2 separate regions of the Homo sapiens genome follow, and region 1 is linked to region 2. The links are chromatin loops, found by intact Hi-C in ENCODE. Cell type or tissue: heart right ventricle. All regions are shown on one strand.

Region 1 (5,000 bases), 350 kb after region 2:
TCTCAGTTATCTTATGTCTGCTTGTTCCTTTCTCTTTCTTTCCTTCGATGCCAATTTTACTGGCTCTACACATTGACTGGTTAAGACAGTGTACCCTGAATTCAACCAGGACCACTTAATTTTAACAGAGGAAACAGAACTCAGTCTTTTCAGTGCAGGGAGTTGAGGCCCACCTTGATGGGTATTAGAATATACAAATATTTACATAATTCCTCTGGCAAACATATGAGCATGCAATCCTCACTATTAATGAACAACAGCAAAGGCATCACCTATTGGCCTCCTTTGAATCCATCTGGCTCACAGTGAAAGCTGATGGATTTAAAAATTCTTGAGGTCAGCCAGGCGTGGTGGCTCACGCCTGTAATCTCAGCACTTTGGGAGGCTGAGGCAGGTGGATCACCTGAGGTCAGGAGTTCAAGACCAGCCTGACCAACATGGTGAAACCCCATCTCTACTAAAAATACAAAAATTAGCTGGGTGTGGTGGTGGACGCCTGTAATCCCAGCTACTTGGGAGGCTGAGGCAGGAGAATCGCTTGAACTTGGGAGGTGGAGTTTGTAGTAGGCTGAGATTGTGCCACTGCATTCCAGCCTAGACAACAGAGTGAGACTCCATTTCAAAAAAAAAAAAAAAAATCTTGAGGTCAGATGCTATATTAAAAAAGAACTTTGCTACCACATCCTTACCTCATGCCTTGCACAGGCCTGAAACTTGAGATATGTACATTGAATGAATGCTGAGTTAGCATGTTTACATTTGAACACAAGTTCTATTAAAAATGAGTGCCCACCCTAAGTAACTAAGAGCAAGTTGACCACAGGCTAATACAACTTATTTTACTTGGAGGCAAGCTTGAGTATGGAGAAGAGTGGAAGAGGCACGGATTGGTTTTTATGAGGTGGTCATTTTAAGGTTTACTGAATTGCAACAAATATGTTGGTCATGTTTCAGGCCTACAGACATTTGGCACTCAGTCTAGTTCCCCTTCTTCCTTCGGGCAAGTTTCTGAACTCTTTGGGAATGAAAACCTGCCTAAGGGCTTGAGTTGGTGCTGTGAGTCCCAGTCGGGCTAAAAGGACTGGCTCTGAAATTTAGGTTAAAATCTTGACCCCATCACCAGCTAGCTCTATGGCTTTGGGCAAGGGGCTCAGGTTGGCACATTTTTCTCAGCACAGAAATAATATTACCACTACCACAGGATTATTTAGTGAATAGCCCCTGTAAGTGAATCCTGTAAGGTATTCAGCATAGTCCTTGGCACTTAAGAAGTGCTTAGTGACTGTGAGCCACTTCTTCCATCGCCTCTGTGTATTGAACTGGACTTTTCATCCTGGCCCCTCACTAAGATTTTAACTCATCTAGTAAAGGAAGCCTTCTGCCCTGGGTGCTGGGATTGGCACCATAAAGAATGGGTCTTGCCCTTGAGGAGCTGAGAGTTTATTTTCAGCATTTAAATATTTAGACTCACAAGACGTTGAGCAAGTGATTTCACCTCTCTGTGCCTGAGTGTGTGGAAGGTGAACAGTAAGCAACCTTCCAACCCAATGTGTCCATGAGTCTTAATGTTGGCTGGAACTCAGCTACAGACAGAAGGAAAGAATGATTAGTCACTATGCTGGTAAACATAGCAAGGTTATCTCCTTTTATTAATAGACTAGGCTACGCAAGTCACAAAAATAGGGTAGCTTCAAAACTTAAATTCTTGGAATTTTAGTTTCTGTTGCATCTGATGAAACGTGAAAAGGGACTTGTGTTGTGTATGGACTTTGTAAAATGATCTTCTATCTCTTGGTGCAAATCAATTACTTATTAGTTTTTATTGCCAAGGAAAGGAAAATATATTACCATTCATTTTAGTCTTTTTCTTATCGATTCTGTGAGCACAGTGATAGTTGTTTAAAGAAAAATGATTACATTTATTTGTTCACTACAAAAGACCTATACCACATTATAGAAAATTCAAAAAGGGAAAAATCAGAAGAAAAAAGAGCTTTCCACACTAGTCAGCAACTGTTGGTGTTTAAGTGTTCTTTCATTTTTCTTCTGAATATTTTTGCATCGAGTATTGCATTTTCACTAAACACTAAGTAATAAACATTTACCATATTCGTACATGGATTTTATAATGATTTTGAATTGTAGAATAATATTCCCATGAGGGACATCTGGTTCCTTTGACCATTTTCCTACTCTTGTCTTGTTAGAAGGCAGCAGAGCAGGGTTTCCATGGGATGTGGTACCAGGGCTGGGTTGAGACGTGGCTCTCTCATTTCCTAGCAGTGTGACCTCGGTTAGGCCACTGAATCTCTCCAGGCCTAGATGTCCTCATCTAGGAAAATACAGGCTATATTAGTTCCAATCTCGTCAGGTCATTGTGAAGACTACATGAGATCATGTACGTAGAAAGCTCACGAGTATCTGGAACGTCGTCGAGTTTGCTGATGTTAGTGGCTGCTGCTACGTAGCCTACATTCCAATCTGACGACTGGTTTGATTTTTATAAACATCCTCCAAGAAAATGCACGTGGAATACCAGGCCATGTCATTTCATCTCTCATGTCACTTTATCTTTTGAGATCCTCATTTGCAAAGTGAGATGGTCAGACTATACAGTGTGACCCCAAAGGCCCCCTTCCACCTCCAACGACGGTGATTCTTGGCTTATGCTAAAAGCAGCTATAACCACTGCAGGGAAATGACCTATGGAAACCACAGCCTTGCCCATGAAGAAGGAAACCTGCAAGGGCCTGAGGGCTTGTGCACATCAGTTTATCTTTTAGTCCAGATAAACATTTGACATTTGTTCCGACACCTTCCTTCCAAGGGCTTCTCACAGTTCAGTCTGTGTGCTTCTCAGATCTCCATTTTTCAAATGGGTTCAGCAGCCGGTGCGCTCATCCAAAGTTTTATTTATCCATTCCACATTTCTAATGTCGCTTCGCTGCTGTGATCATTTTCCTATGTGGTCATTTAAGGAAGATAAATTGAACTGCAAATCTCAGTAGAATAGGCATTGCTCTTAGTCATTCCCCAAGGGACAGAGAAGATTTTTCTCACTCTTAGCACCACCTGCTTGTGCTCTCCCTATAATCTCCCAAGAGGAGTTTTTAATTAAAAAAAAATTATTTGGACAGCAGAGTAGTTGGGTGAGTTGCCTCCCTGGTCCATGCACTGTTACCCCTAACATTCAGACTTCTCAGATCCCAAAACCAGGTGCTGAAAGGGACTGAACTAATCTCACCTTAGGATCAGAGGTGCCCCTGCCAAGAAGCAGATGTCATTAGCATAGAACTGACAGCCACAAAAGCTTCCCACCCACCACCTCTGGCCTTCTGTTCCCAGAAAATTTCAGTGGCGTCAGCTTTCCCATCCAGAGAGCCTCTCCAGTGGGCACATTAGACAGGAAACATTAGGATGGAGAAGAAGCCTGGCACACAGGGACATCCACTGGGATGCAGAATACAGCGTGAGTTTTTGTTTCTTTGGTGTTTTCGGCTTTTTTTTTTTTTTTTTTTCCAAATGGAGTCTCGTTCTGTTGCCCAGGCCGGAGTGTAGTGGTGTGATCTCGGCTCACTGCAGCTGCAGCCTTTGCCTCCGGGGCTCAAGCGATTCTTTTGCCTCAGCCTCCTGAGTAACTGGGATTACAGGTGCCCACCACCACACTTGGCTAATTTTTGAATTTTTAGTAGAGACAGGGTTTCTCCATGTTGGCCAGGCTGGTTTCAAACCTCTGGCCTCAAGTGATCTGCCTCCCAAAGTGATGGGATTACAGGCATGAGCCACCGCACCCAGTCCAGCATGAGTATTAAGGTTAAGTATGTGGGCTCTGGATCCAGGCTGCCTAGATTTGAATCCTTGCACTGTTTATTCTGCGTGACCTTAGGTAGGTTATTTAACCTCTCTGTGCCTCCATTTCCAAAATGAGAATAATATTAATAGAAGAGCTTTTCATAAGGCATGTGAGGATTACATGAGTTAGCACATGTAAAAAAACATAAAACATGCCTGGCATATCCCAAAGGTGTGGTAAACAGGAGCTCACACCATGAGTGATTGAGGACTATGTGCTCAATGAGTGAATCCCATCCTTTCTGTAAGGGGCAGTCAGTAGTAGTAGGAAGAGTGTGGGTTTTAAGGAAAGACCTGAGTTTGCATATCACCTCCAGTTTGTGTTTAACTTTAAATAAATTCTAGACTTCCCATACCCTCAGTGTCCTCATCTGTTAAATGGGAACACTTTCTCTACCTTCGAGGCTGACTGTGAGGACTAAATGGAAGTATGTATTTTAAAGGCTCAACACAGTGCCTAGCACATAATCAGCTTCTGAACATGTGAGCTCCTGACACAGCCCAGCTCAAAACAGGAGCCAGGGTCTCCCCAGGGTTTTTAGAGGCAAGCACTGTTTCATTTATTCCTAGTGTTTGCTTTATTGCTGCCAACCTAGTCTTCACAGTTCCTGGGGTTTGGGTCATCAAAGCCATTTTAAAAGTCTCTATTTTCCTCCAGCGTCTCCCTCCTGGTGGAGAGATGCCTGCCACCTGCTCGGGTAGCCTGTGTGTTTTTGGGTCACACTGCAGGTTTCCAGTGCCTTGGTTGCTTTGCTCTTTTACAAACCAACCACCAAGAGCCCTTTCACTTCCCCACCGCCCCCACCCACCAGCTACAGTCCATCTTACCTTTACTACTGAGACAAAATTGGTCCTCTTAAAATCATCAGGGGCCTGTTCTCTGTCTTCCTCTGTTTGCCTCTGTGGAGGGCTGGACACTGCGGAGCAATCCTTCTTTCCTTTCCTGGAACTGTTTTCGGCAGTAGCTTCTCTTTTTACTGCTACTTTGTTGCCTCCTCTTTTTCCAGGATCTGGCCGTCTCCCCCACCCTAAAATCCCCTCCCTGCATGCCCTATCCCACTCCTACCTCCCCAGGCCAGACTTCAGGGCAAGCTAAAGTCCCATCATCCTCACAAAGACTTCCAGAACTCTCGAGGTTCCAGAGAGCA
Region 2 (5,000 bases):
AAACACCTCATCTTCTTGGAGCTTTCCTGGACTCTTCTGGCTGGTGTGAATCTCCCTCCTCTCTGTTCCCACTGCACTGTGTCTAGTTCTAACACTGGAAGCATCCCATTCTGCCTTGAATTAAAATTCTGATGCACAAGTTCTAGTCCTCCCCAGGAGGCTGACAGCACCTGTGGGGTAGAACCGGGTCCTGGTCATCCCCCACACACTGCAGAGTGGGGCTCTGCACCTGATGGGTTCATGGCTGAATCCCCCTGACGTTCCAGAGGCTCCCTATTCCGGCTCAGCTCTGGCTCTGCACACAGCCACACCTCTTGGCCTCTTTCCACCCTCTGCTCCTGCCAGCTACGCTCCTCTCCTTCCCAATCATTCCAGTTCTTTGCTGTTCCTGCACCTGGGCTCCAGGTAGGCACTGCCCTCTCCCTCACCAAATCCTGTTGAGCCTTGAAGACTCTGGTAGAGCTGTATCCCATCCATAAACTCTTCAGCACGGCTCCTGCCTCCACAGAACAGCCACACATTTTCAGCACCAACACCAGAATTTCTGAATGGAGAGGCCAAACCCGGGAGGACAGGGATGAAAGACCAAGAGGCGCGGTGGCTCACGCCTGTAATCCCAGCACTTTGGGAGGCCAAGGCGGGCTGATCACTTGAGATCAGGAGTTCGAGACCAGCCTGCCCAACATGGTGAAACCCTGTCTCTACTAAAAAGAAAATACAAAAATTAGCTGGGTGTGGTGGCGGGTGCTTGTAATCTCAGCTACTCAGGAGGCTGAGACTTGAGAATCACTTGAAACTGGGAGGTGGAGGTTGCAGTGGGCAGAGATTGTGCCACTGCACTCTAGCCTGGGTGACAGGGCGAGACTCTGTCTAAAAAACAAAACAAAACAAAAAAAAGACAAAGAGGCAGCAGATGCCACAAGAGTTCAGGAGGGTGGCAGGTGCTCTGGTATTCAGCACACCACCCTGGCAAAGAGAAGGTGGCTCACACCGAGGCCCACAACGTGCCGGGCACTGTGACTTTTTCCCTCAAAAGCTCTCTGAGGCACGTCCTGCCATTTTCATTTTACAGTGAGGAAACTGAGGGTCAGAGGGGGAACTCATTCAAGCTGAGCAGCCGAGTCGGGAAGGGAACTAACACCCGGGCCACACTAACACATGGATGTGTGCATCCATATCCAGTGGCTGAACATGGAGTTGACACCATCTAGAGTTAACTTATTTGGGCAAACAACTGTTGGGAGTTATTTGTCAATATCTGTCTGTCTTCACTCCCCGGGATGCTGCTGAGACAATGACACACCCACCCAGCCTGGGCTCCCCCTGCCCCGGGACCTTGCAAGGGCCCTGCCACCTGCCTATGTGCCCCCAGAGAACTCTCTTTCTGATGCCCCAAAGTGACACCTACTGCCCATTCTTTCCTTCTTGAAACTTGCCTCTCCCTTGGCTTCTGTGTCACCAGTCCCCGCCCCGCCCCCCCCCCACCCCCCAGTTTCCTGGTTTTCCTTCTACTTCTGTGCCATCGCGCCTGCATTTCCTTCTCTGTGCACGCTTCCCAGTTAAAGGCTAAAGAGCTTCAGGTTCGTTCCCCAGCCACCCTGGCACGCTGCACCCTCCCTGAAAGTTCTCATCTGTCCAACAGCTTCAAGTACAGATGCTGCTGAGTCCATGTTCCACTTACGTTGTGCTGTGTCCCTGGATTCCCCAAACTCTCATGCCCAGACTCACCTCAGATTTCTCCACGTGCTTTTCCCCATGCCTGGAACACTTTTCCCTGTCAGCCTTGGCCTGTCCCTGCTCATCCTCTCCTCAGGTCTTAGCTTAGCTGCTACCTTCTTCCCCTCTCAGAGCACCCCTGTCACTGACTGTAGCCACCAGCTTCAAGGCTGCCTGTGCTTTGATTCAGGGCTGGTGTCTGTCCCAGGAACTGCGCTTCTCATGCTGGGCACAGACCTTAGCACACAGCAGAGGCTAAGTGAACATGAGCTGAATAATGAACCAACGAGATAACTCTCAACTGCAAACCTCCCCAAGATCTTATCAGCTGCAGACTCATAGATCTTGCCTACTGGTTAGCCCCGTGGGGGTGATGTCTGTCCTGCAGGCAGCTCGAAGTCAGCACGTCTGAAATGGAATACGGCATCTTCCCTCACCCCCGGCCTATAAAGTTTATTCCTTTTCCTTTAGCTCCTCCTACATTGAAAAAGTCTGCCCTCTGTTTCACCTCTGCCCAAGCAAGAAATCTGGAAGTTCTGCCAATTGAGATAATTGCTCTCAACTTGGCCTAGCTCACTTCAACCCAGCCACTGCCACCTTGGCTCAGGCCTGGGGCATTTCTCATCCGCATTCCTGAAAGAGGTTCCCAAATGGAATTCCTGCTTCTAGTCTGCTCTCAGACGCTGAATATTTGTGTCCCACCCCAAATTCCTATATTGAAGCGCGATGGTTTTAGGGGATGGGGCCCTGGAGGAGTAATGAGGTCTAGAAGAGGTCACGAGGGTGTGGTCCCCATAGTGGGAATGGGGATCCTATAAGAAGAGATTGGAGGGCCTTCTCTCCCTCCCCCCTTCCTGTTTCACCCCTCAACTCCTGCCTGTCATGTGAGGACATCTGTGAGCCAGGCAGAGGGCTTCACCCAGGAATGCATCAGCTGGCACCCGGATCCTGGACCTTCCCCACCTCCAAAATCATGGGAAAGACATGTTGCTGAAGCCACCCAGTCTATGGAATATAGTGGCCTGAGTTGAGTGAGACACACTGCATTTCCGCAGTGTGAAACTGGCATGAGCTTGTAGTCTATGGCTGTCAAGAGCTGGTGATAAAGGCAGACACAGTTCTCCAGGTGGCCCTTGGTCATCTCCGCGGCTCTGTCCCCACCATTCCCACCTGCCTGCCTCCGGCCCCTGCAGCTTCTGGCGTTCCTGAGCCTGCTGTGCTGCTGCTCTCTGAGCTTCGCACTCTGCTTTGTCTGCGTGATCTGTCCCTCCCACTGCAGAGCGACTCTCCCCTAATGCTTCAGGGCATGGCTCAAACGTCCCCTCCCGAGGGGAGCCCTGGTTGGTTCCCCAGCCTCTGTTCAACTCCCCTTTTTGTGCATTCCCAGCACCCCGTGCATGCTTCTGGCATGACAGGATCACCCTGGGGTGGCTGTTTCCTTACAGATCTGTATCCTCCACAAGTTTGTAAATGTCTGTCTCATTCATCTTTGTGCCCCCAGCCTCTGACACAGTGCAGAGGACACAGTGCACAGTCACAGATTTGAAGGAATAAATACATTTTTACACGGGCTAGAGAACATATTTAGAATGTGGAGTCCACAGGGGATGTTTGTGTCATGTCAGGATATCCTGAGGGAGAACAGCAGGAGCAAAAAAATGGACCTGCCCTATTTCCAGCACTTCTGGACAGAGCTCATCACAAAGGAAGAAAGAAATCCCAGACCTCACTCACCTCTCACTGACAGCGAGGTTCTGTTGCTTTAAATAGCCCAGAAAAGTGTTGAGGACCCAACTAGTCACCTTTTTTGGCTCTGCCCTAGTTTCTTTTATCACATTTTGGAAGAACTCCAGTAGGCCGACTTCGTTCTGTTAAAAAAAAAAAAAGAAAATTACATAAAGCCTCCCCAAAAATGAAAGATCAGCATTCTGAAGGCAAATCTGAAACTGTCCCCTCTGCCTCCTCTGAGACAGCCACTTTTTCTTTGCTAAACCCTGAGATGTCACCAGAACATTCTGATCACTTTCAGCTAATGACAACTATTCTACTACTGTCACTGTGCATTTACATAGCATTTTCTCAAAAGGATAAACACATTTTAGAGAGCCCTGACTTTGCAGACCAGAGGGATGGTGAAATTCCACATCCCCCAAACCCACTTGCTTTCTCCGTGTCTGCTGTGTGTAACCTGCACTCTCCATCCCTGAGCTGTGAACTGGGCCTAAAATGTTTGGCCTGACTTTAATGCCCCTGTTCTTTCCAGGCCTGTCCTCTGCTGAAGTCCCAGTAATTGCTAGAAAAGAGGGTAAAAAACAAAGCAAAATCAAGAAAGAACAAACAGAATATTCTACCTCTGAAAAATCAAAAGTGGATCATACCTGTACTGATTCTCACATCATGACAAGAAATAGACAGGAATGGTTCTGAAATGTTTTCAAAGTGAGGGAGAACATGGGCACATGTGACCCACTTAGGCCACTTAATAACAGGTGGAGAGGGCAGCAGTGTCCCAGCCTTCTGAGCTGGGCCAGGTACAAGATGCCCTGCCTCTCATCGTTTCCTGGGGAAATGATCAGCTGGAGACTTGTTTCATCAAGACTGTACCACTTCTCCCCCTCTGAACTGTCAGCCCCACGAGTCAGGGCTGTGCCCTCCCTGTTCACGATATAGCTACAGCTAAGTCCATGCTGGGCCATGGCAGCTGCTCAGTATTAGGTTGGTGCAAAAGTAACTGCAGTTTTGCCATCTTTCAATGGCAAGAACCGCAATTACTTTTGCACCAACCTAATATCAGCAGACGGAATTGGTGTCTCCCGTCAGCATGTATGTGTGTTGGAAATCACACATGAGGCGCGCATTCTTATCATACCATGTTCACCTTTAAATACTGCAACTGCCACAACTATGCATACGACCAGCCCTGAGGCACTTACCAGGTTCTATACTACAGCTTGCTGCCAGCTCAGATAGTTTTGACACAATCAAGAAATTTAGGTAAGTCCACCCCTACTATTTCAATAAGAAAAATAAAAACTGTGCTGCTCAGAAAGGGAAGGCTGAAATTTCCAAATTCAGAGGATATACGTTTTAAGTAGCAGATTTCCTTTACCCATGGAAATTCAAATCAAACAAACTTTTCTTGAAATATTCCTTTTAAGTTCACACTGCACCTAAGGCTTCTACCCCTGCTCCTTTCAGAGACCCTTCATTAACCAAAAGAATTTTCTGGAAAAAATGAGATACTGGAAAGAAGCAAGATATACTAACAAAAGTGCTCTCCAAGT

What was found. Hi-C counts contacts between places; a loop is a spot of excess contacts. Peaks named below come from ENCODE experiments on the same cell type or tissue, not always from the same donor. Only the 100,000 strongest peaks of a DNase experiment are listed, where the experiment ranks them.
Region 1: it touches region 2 in a loop (5-fold over the local background); 4 of 110 quality-filtered maps call a loop at or near these places.

The regions. Positions count from the first base shown.
Region 1 is chr4:152,036,888-152,041,887 of GRCh38, forward strand. No RefSeq gene overlaps it. Among named protein-coding and RNA genes, the nearest start is that of LINC02273, 61 kb to the right of the region's middle. RefSeq lists a silencer at 4,595-4,674. In heart right ventricle, no CTCF peak of the experiment used is centred here; a DNase peak (open chromatin) is centred at 2,354; H3K27ac peaks cover 4,923 bases.
Region 2 is chr4:151,685,180-151,690,179 of GRCh38, forward strand. It overlaps GATB (glutamyl-tRNA amidotransferase subunit B), which reads right to left. Exons shown (of 13, transcript NM_004564.3): 10 at 3,451-3,584. Among named protein-coding and RNA genes, the nearest start is that of GATB, 73 kb to the right of the region's middle. RefSeq lists enhancers at 2,283-2,783, 2,784-3,284. In heart right ventricle, no CTCF peak of the experiment used is centred here; no DNase peak of the experiment used is centred here; H3K4me3 peaks cover 648 bases; H3K27ac peaks cover 4,631 bases.